Linked DNA regions of Homo sapiens: region 1 is linked to region 2. A link is an interaction called in ENCODE POLR2A ChIA-PET data of the cell type or tissue named here. Cell type or tissue: OCI-LY7. All regions are shown on one strand.

What was found. ChIA-PET counts read pairs that join two places held together with the same protein. Peaks named below come from ENCODE experiments on the same cell type or tissue, not always from the same donor. Only the 100,000 strongest peaks of a DNase experiment are listed, where the experiment ranks them.
Region 1: POLR2A ChIA-PET joins it to region 2 with 8 read pairs; 3 of 35 experiments call an interaction of 5 or more read pairs at or near these places.

What each region holds. Positions count from the first base shown.
Region 1 is chr17:6,453,284-6,457,283 of GRCh38, forward strand. It overlaps PITPNM3 (PITPNM family member 3), which reads right to left. Exons shown (of 20, transcript NM_031220.4): 20 at 1-2,360. The coding sequence ends at 2,055. Among named protein-coding and RNA genes, the nearest start is that of PIMREG, 11 kb to the left of the region's middle. RefSeq lists an enhancer at 518-1,236 and silencers at 1,806-1,935, 1,956-2,085. In OCI-LY7, no CTCF peak of the experiment used is centred here; a DNase peak (open chromatin) is centred at 2,278.
Region 2 is chr17:7,002,705-7,006,704 of GRCh38, forward strand. It overlaps ALOX12 (arachidonate 12-lipoxygenase, 12S type), which reads left to right. Exons shown (of 14, transcript NM_000697.3): 9 at 2,553-2,639; 10 at 3,154-3,323; 11 at 3,782-3,903. The region is part of intron 2 of ALOX12-AS1 (ALOX12 antisense RNA 1); the gene reads right to left. Among named protein-coding and RNA genes, the nearest start is that of ALOX12-AS1, 7.6 kb to the right of the region's middle. In OCI-LY7, CTCF peaks have their summits at 2,268 (motif pointing left) and 2,467; a DNase peak (open chromatin) is centred at 2,247.

The DNA of each region.
Region 1 (4,000 bases), 550 kb before region 2:
ATGGTAGAGTTTTCAAGAATCAGACTAAGTCTGCCCAAGTTTAAATCAGGATATTTGGGGGAAGGATTAGGGTTGGGGTGGCTATGCCATATGAGCTGGTGCCTTTGGAAAGCCAAGAACTGTGAAATGTTAAAGGGGGGATGGGCACCTGTGAACCGCCAGGAGACAGGACCATAGAGGAGGCTGAGGCTGAGGCTGAGGCTGAGCCTGATCCGCACTCCTCCCCATAGACTCGCCAGCAGCCCTGGGCTTGAGTGCAGGATGCAGCACTGGAAGTAGAGCAGAAGAGCTGGCAGACTGAAGACACATTTCTAGTGGGGAGAGCAGGGATGGGGGTTAGGAGCCCAGACCCCTCCAGCCCCAGGAGGGCACCCAATTTGCCAGGCAATTCACAACGGCGGTGCCAGCCGCCCCCACCAGCAGCGTCACTGGCTGCATGGGAGCCGCGAGAGGTAGACATTGAGCAGAAGCGACACTGAGCTGACACAGGTGCCTGCTGTGTATACAGACGTCTGGGCCCTGGGGCAGCCTGGCTGAAATTGCTGGGACCGGCCTTGATGGCAGCCTATGGGGGCTCAGTGGCCACGTGGGCAGCCCCACACAGCAGGTGTGGGCCTGGGCCAGGGAGTCGGGGTTTTCCAGGATGCAGGAAAGCAGTGCCCAGGCCAAGGTTCAGCAGCAGGAGGGCCTGAGCAGGCTTTAGGGGCCCCAGAAGGGCCAAGTCCTGCCAACCTCAGGGGACTACCCAGGAGGAGGTTATGGGCACAAACTGAGCAGCAGGGGAAAGGGAAGAGAATACAACAGTTGGAGCCAAACTTCCAGGAACCCCTAGAACCCTGGAATCTCAGCTCTATGCCTCTGGGAGCCAAAAAGGATAAAAGGGTCCTGGCAGAGCTGGGGTTATGGGGAGCCCAATCAGTAACCTTTTGGCAGGAGAGGGAGGTGGGTTGTCCCTAGGACACCCAGTTTGAGTGGGTTGTCCCTGGGACACGCAGTGCAAGGCAAACCAGCTGCACCTCTCCGTGGAGTAGGGATCCCTTCCCAGCCCACCCAGAGAGGCTCCTTTAAGAGCCCCTCCTTTCCAGCCCACCCAGACCCCCTCTCCCAGGCTGTGTGAAAGGTGTGGGTCACAGGACACTCGGAGGGACCCTTAGGCCTGAAGAGCCTCAATGGGCCAAACTGCAGGACATCTTGGGAGTCAAAGACTCACACCAATCTCAGCTAGGGGGACCCCTCCAATAACAGAAGGAAGACGGAGCCCAGAGAGGGCAAGCAACCAGCTCAGGGGCTCACAGCCAGCCCAGCTGAGCCAGAGCCCAAGGCTGCAGCCTCCCAAGGGAGGGCATGAGGCAGGGCTCCGGGAAGAGGAAGCCCTGGCCTCCAGGGCCACAGGGAAATGGTGAGGACACTGAGGACAACGGGGGTTGGGGACAATGGACAGCTGCAGGACAGACCGTCAGCACCAGACCCCACCCCCGAGGGCTGTGGACAGAGACGGCGTAACATGAGCCCGGGGATGTGCTCTCACTCCCAGAAAGTGGCCATCTTGCCATAAGAGCGCCAACCCCAAAATGGTGACCCAAACCACAGGAAGGGCGGGCACAAATGCCACTCACACCTCCACAAGACAGCCCAGAGGCTGTGCCTGCCAGCGGCGCTTGGTGCCGAGGCTGGGGCTGCCCCCTTGAGGGCCTGCCTAGCTCGCTGTGAAGCCTGGGGACGCAGGAGGGTGGTCGACTTTGCCCAAACGCTTCAGCCCCGGGCAAGCCTGCCCCCAGGATGACACAAACATGAACCCTGACTTGGGCTTGCGGTCGCAGGCCCGTGGGAGGCAGCAGTGGCTGCACCGAGATCCCCGGACCTCACCCCGTCGCAGCTCAGGGAGCCCCCCGGGCTCGGGCAGGATCCCTCCCCGCTCTGGTCGGACACTGCTGGACAGACACGGGAGGGAAAAAGCAGGAAAACGCCTGTGTCGGGGAGAGGGCAGCCCCCTCCCGTCCCCGCAGGCAGCCTGATTGGGCCCCCCGCTCCCTGCTCTGAGCACAGCCCACCCCTCAGGGCACCGACTCGAACTTGGGGGGCCCACGCGCCCAGCTGAGCGCCGGCAGCGGCCGCTCGTGGTCTTTGTCCGACTCGGGCTGGCTCTGGGCCCGCTCGGGCTTGGGGTTGGCGGCGGGCGGGTCGGGCTGCTGCACTGACATGGTTCTGCGCAGGTGGTTGCGCTTCCGCAGGAACTCTGGCTGCGCGTGCAGCCCGAAGCTGCCCTTGCGCAGGATCATGCGCGAGTTGTTCTTCTTTGGGCGTGAGCGGTGGCTGGCCTCCAGCGCGGCCAGGTGTGCGGCGTAGCCCTCGCTCAGGAACTGCGGAGGGCAGGGGAGGGCAGGGGAGGGCAGGGCAGGGCAGCAGCGCAGGGGGAAGAAGGGAGGGGAGGGGGAAGAGGGGAGGGGAGGGGAGGGGAGGGAGAAGAAGGGAAGCGGAAGAAGGGAAGGGAGAGGAGGGGAGGGGAAGGGACAGGCATCAGGCGGAGGGGTGGGGCAGGCCCCTTATCCTGATCCTGTCCCCATCATTTCCCGGGAACACTCTACGGAGGCACCTCCAGCTTCTCCAAGGAACCCTGGGGAAGTCGGGAGCTCTTTACTGTTCCAGGGTCCCCATCCTGCTTTGGACAACCATGCATCTCTACCTGTACCCATGGGTCACACCAGAGTTCTCTGGATTTTCTTTCCTATTTTATTTTAATTAATTAATTTATTTATTTGAGAAAGGGTCTCGCTGTGTCGCCCAGGCTGGAGTGCAGTAGCCCAGTCTCAGCTCACCGCAGTCTCAACTTCGCCAGCTCAAGCAATACTCCAGCCTCAGCCTCCCGAGTAACTGGGACCACGGGTACATGCCACCATGCCCAGCTCATTTTTTAAATTTTTTGTAGAAACAGCGTCTTGCTATGTTGCCAGGGCTGGCCTTGAACCCTGGGCTCAAGCAATCCTGCGTATCAAAGCACCAGGATTACAGGCATGAGCCAGGGTGCTTGGCCTCTGGATTCTTGAGGGTGGGGAAGCGCCCATCCTTGTCACTTGGCTCACTAGAATCCTGCAAAGTCCCTCCCGTCACGCAGCCTCACCATGCCTCTTGTCATTTTTCTGAGCCCTGCGACTGCCCTCCTTGCCAGTCCTTCTGGCTGTGTCCAGAGCCTTGCTACTCAATATGTGGTCCATGGACTCTGGCAGCATCAACACCACCTGGCACCTTGTCAGGCAGAACTTCCGGCCCTCTCCCCGCCCCTAGGCCTATGGAATCAGAATATGCATGTCAACAAGATCTCCAGGTGATGCTTGTGCACTTCAGAGTTTGAGAAGCAGGGCCTCTGAGTTCCCAACTGGGAGACGCCACCATCTCCTGACCCTCTACCCGCGGGTCACTCTCAGGCATTGCACACTTGACATGCCCCAGAGGGAGGTCAACTCCTTCCCTTCCACCTGCTGCGCGATTCCAATAGTGGCACCTCCTACGTGGTCACCCAAGCCACAGACCAAGTAGCTGTCCTCCACCTTCCCTTTCTCTCATCCTGCACATCTGATCTGGGCATTACCAAACCCAATCCATCCCCTACCAAAAAATGCCTCTCAGACCCTCCACTTTCTCTTCAATGTCCTCTCGGCTTTTCTTTCCTTCCTCTGAACCACCTGCCACCTGCAGCCTGAGGGAGCTTCCTGAATCACACACCTGCTCATCCCACACCCTCTCAGAGTCCCCACACAGGCCATCTTGGCCGCACTGACCGTTCTAGCCCCGCCCCCCCACCTCCCAGCTCACGTCCCATGCAGCCAAGCTGAGTCACTGGCAGTTCCCAGAATATACATGTTCTGTGTCACCTCCTGACCTTGGCTTTTGCTGCTGCCTCTGTCACAAATATTCTTCTCAATCTCAGGCCCTTCCTGGACCATTCCTTCAAATTCCGGAAACCCAACCTTGCCCTGGAGTCTGGGTTAGCGGTCCCTCTCCA
Region 2 (4,000 bases):
AGACCTGTGCTTGCTTAAGAAAATGTTCTTAAAATCTTGATGATACTTTATATACAGGGAACTTGGCAGAGGGAGCACAAAAATGATACAAGCTTACAAACCAGAGTAATTGTCAGAAACAGTAAAGTTAGAAGAAACCAGAGTCAGCAAAAATGAGGTGTTTGGTTTTAGGTACATGGAGTTTGATGTATTGGCAAGATATGCAAGTATGTCCTGGGTAAAAACAACCAAATTGTGTTTCAGCTGGGGGCCTCCACCAAGACCCCCCAAGCCTGGCCAGTATAGCTGTGCCGCCTCTGGAATTTTCCCCTTCGGTAACATAGACAAGATGGAGACCAGTCTGATGAATGGAATCTTGGATTTCATTCATCTCATGCTGTCTCCTGCTTCCCCATCCTCTGCTCCACACGAACAAGTGAAGCCTCTATTCACACTTACAATTCCGTTTCCTAGTTCAGTCCTCTCCGTGTCTCCACTCACCACAGTAATGCCATGCCCCAGCGGACAGCTGAGTTGCTGGCAGATGCACACAAGGGTCAAGCCTGCACATGTCTTAACAGTGGCCTATGCAGGCTCTGACTTTGGATTGCTGGGGTCTTAGTCCTGAACCCCGGCCTCAATAATTTCCAGATGTCCTCACATGTTCCATCGTGAGGTTATTAAAGGTTAAAATGACTTAATGGTGTGACACAAGCTAAATGCTACAAAAAACATTAGTTCTTGCAAATTTTTTTTTTTCAGAGACAAGTTCTCACTCTGTCACCCAGGCTGGAGTCCAGTGGCGTAATCATAACTCACTGCAGCTTCAAACTCCTGGGCTGAAGCGATCCTCTAACCTCAGCCTTCAGAGTAGCTGGGACTACAGGTGTGCACCACCATGCCTGGCTAATTTTTTTTATTTTTTGTAGAGACAGGGTTTCACTATGTGGCCCAAGCTAGTCTCAAATTCCTGGGCTCAAGCGATCCTCCTGCCTCAGTCTCCCAAGTAACCTGGATTGCAGGCACATGCCGCCACACCCAGCTAGTTCTTGCAATTATTATTATTAAGGACTGTTTATCCTTAGGCATCCTTTCTCCTCATGTGGACTTTGGCCTTTCCGTGACATTTGGCATCTTTCATGAATCTTCTGAAAAGCTTCAGGTTAATGTGAGCTGCTTTGGTATCTTAACACCAAAGGTGTCATTGGGGTCATTGCCAGTGTCCAGCATCAACAATTCAGACAAGCACCAAAACTGCTTGAAACCTGCATGTTAACTATGTGGAAAGGAAGACAAACAGTCTAAGATAAAAAGAAACGCATGTAAGGACCATGCCTTTTTTAATAGCTAAGGAAAATATTTTAATATTTTTAATTTAATAAATTTTAATTTATTAAAATTAAAATTTTAATTTAATATTAAATTAAAATTTTAATTTTAATTTTAAATAAATAATTAAAATTTAAATAAATTTAAATTTAAAATTTAAATTTAATTTTAAATAAACATTTAAATTTTTAATTTTAATATTAAATTAATTTAATTTAATATTAATTTAACTTAATTTAATTTAATATTAATTTAACTTAATTTAATTAATTTAATATTAAATTAAATTTTAATATTTTTAATTTTAATATTAATTTAATATTAAATTAAATTTTAATATTTTTAATTTTAATATTAATTTAATTTAATTTAATTTAATATTAATTAATTTAATTTTAATTTTAATTGCTTCAATATTAAATTAAATTTTAATATTTTTATTTTAATATTAAATTAAAATTTTAATTTAAAATTAAATATTTAATATTAAATTAATTTAAATTTAATATTAAATTTTAATAGCTAAGGAAAATATTTTAATATTAAAAAAAGACCATGGCCTTTTTTCAATAGCTAAGGAAAAGCAGGAGAAGAGGGGCCCAACAGTGCTTAAGTAGGGGTGGAGAAAGATTTGCTTAAACAGGTAGCTGAATATAGCTCTTCTAGTTCTGACAGAAAGTATTCTCCCCATCCATCCCCTAAAGAAACCCCCAACTGTGAAACAACTAAAAGATGGAGATGCAGCTTTGATCATAAGCAGAGAGGCTAGTTTAAGAGGATGTGAATGACAGAGGAGGTAGCAAAGAAAATCAGAAAGGGCTGATTCATAAGGCACCTATACTCAAGGTAGAAACAATGAAGCAGACAGCTACTATTCCAGGACTCTTATGTGTAATAGACACTCTCCAACATCACTTAGGTGAGCATCACCACAGCCCCTGAGATAAGAGAGTCTATTGCTGCCCCCTGTTGACAAATGAAGAGATTGCAGATTAAAAGGTTATTAACTTGGCCAAGTCTCAAATGAGGAGTAAAGTGTAGGTTAAAATCCTGGTCAGTCTGGCTCCAGGGCCCAACTCACAGGGAAGTTGGAGAGCACAAGAGTGAGTGATCAGAACAGCAGGAGATCAGCCTGTAAAGGAAAGCATCAAGAGGAGAAGGCGCCATGCTGGGTGCCAGGCCCTACCAGGAAGGACCCAAGCATGGCCTCCACCAGTCACGCCCTCCAATCTCCTCCTCTCCAGTTCCTGATCCCCCATATCCGCTACACCATGGAAATCAACACCCGGGCCCGGACCCAACTCATCTCAGATGGAGGAATTTTTGATAAGGTGAGGAGGGTACGGGGCATGGGACTGCCTCATCCATCTCTCCATGATCTGCCACTTTCAGGATCCAAGATCAACTATGTGTGAATGTCCTCACTCTTAACCTATGAACCTGTCCCTTTTATACCCATGTCTTTTTTTTTTTTTTTTTTTTTTTTGAGACAGAGTCTAGCTCTGTCGCCCAGGTTGGAGTGCAGTGGCGCCATCTCGGCTCACTGCCATCTCCGCCTCCTGGGTTCAAGCGATTCTCCTGCCTCAGCCTCCCGAGTAGCTGGGATTACAGGCGCCCGCCACCATGCCCAGCTAATTTTTATATTTTTAGTAGAGATGGGGTTTCACTGTGTTGGCCAGACTGGTCTCGAACTCCTGACCTCATGATCCACCCACCTCAGCCTCCCAAAGTGCTGTATACCCATGTCTTAATATCTGAAAATCCCACATTTGCCCCACTTTATGGAAGATGTGTTGGTTCTCCAGCCCTGTTTCCCCCTCTAAGACCTGTGATCTCCTGTCCCAGGCAGTGAGCACAGGTGGAGGGGGCCATGTACAGTTGCTCCGTCGGGCGGCAGCTCAGCTGACCTACTGCTCCCTCTGTCCTCCTGACGACCTGGCTGACCGGGGCCTGCTGGGACTCCCAGGTGCTCTCTATGCCCATGATGCTTTACGGCTCTGGGAGATCATTGCCAGGTGAGTAAGGAGGAGCTGAGAAATGGTGGGGCCGGGGGGGGGGGGGGCTCTGGCCTGAGGCCAGCATGGGGCAAAAGCAAGAAGGTCCAGAAAGGAGAAGCAGAGAACTCAATCCTGGGGAGAGATGAGGAAAAGTGAGGACACAGTGGGTGGCTCTGAAAATGAGGAGACTGGGATGAGGCAGAGAGAGGAGGTGAGGGGAGCTGTGGGGGGAGACTGGGGGAGGTGTCTGGAAAAATCAGGATTTTCTGACGATGTATGACAGCAACCATGCGAATTCCTAGAACTAAGGACCCACATCTTCCATGAGATGCTAGTGTGTTTAGAGGGCTGAGGATGTCCCAAAGGCGAGGTGTCTTCCCAGATACTGTGGAAGCATTGGGCAGATGCCACAGAAAGAGGAATAGAGGTCAGAGGCGGGGGCTTTCTGCCCTCAAGTGCCTTTTCCCCCTGGGCAGGTATGTGGAGGGGATCGTCCACCTCTTCTACCAAAGGGATGACATAGTGAAGGGGGACCCTGAGCTGCAGGCCTGGTGTCGGGAGATCACGGAGGTGGGGCTGTGCCAGGCCCAGGACCGAGGTAAGATCCATTCTAGAGACAGAAGAAGCTCCTGGGAGACTCTGCCAGGGCGCCTTCCCAGCCCTGCCCTTCTGGGGACAGGACCCCAGCCTCTCAT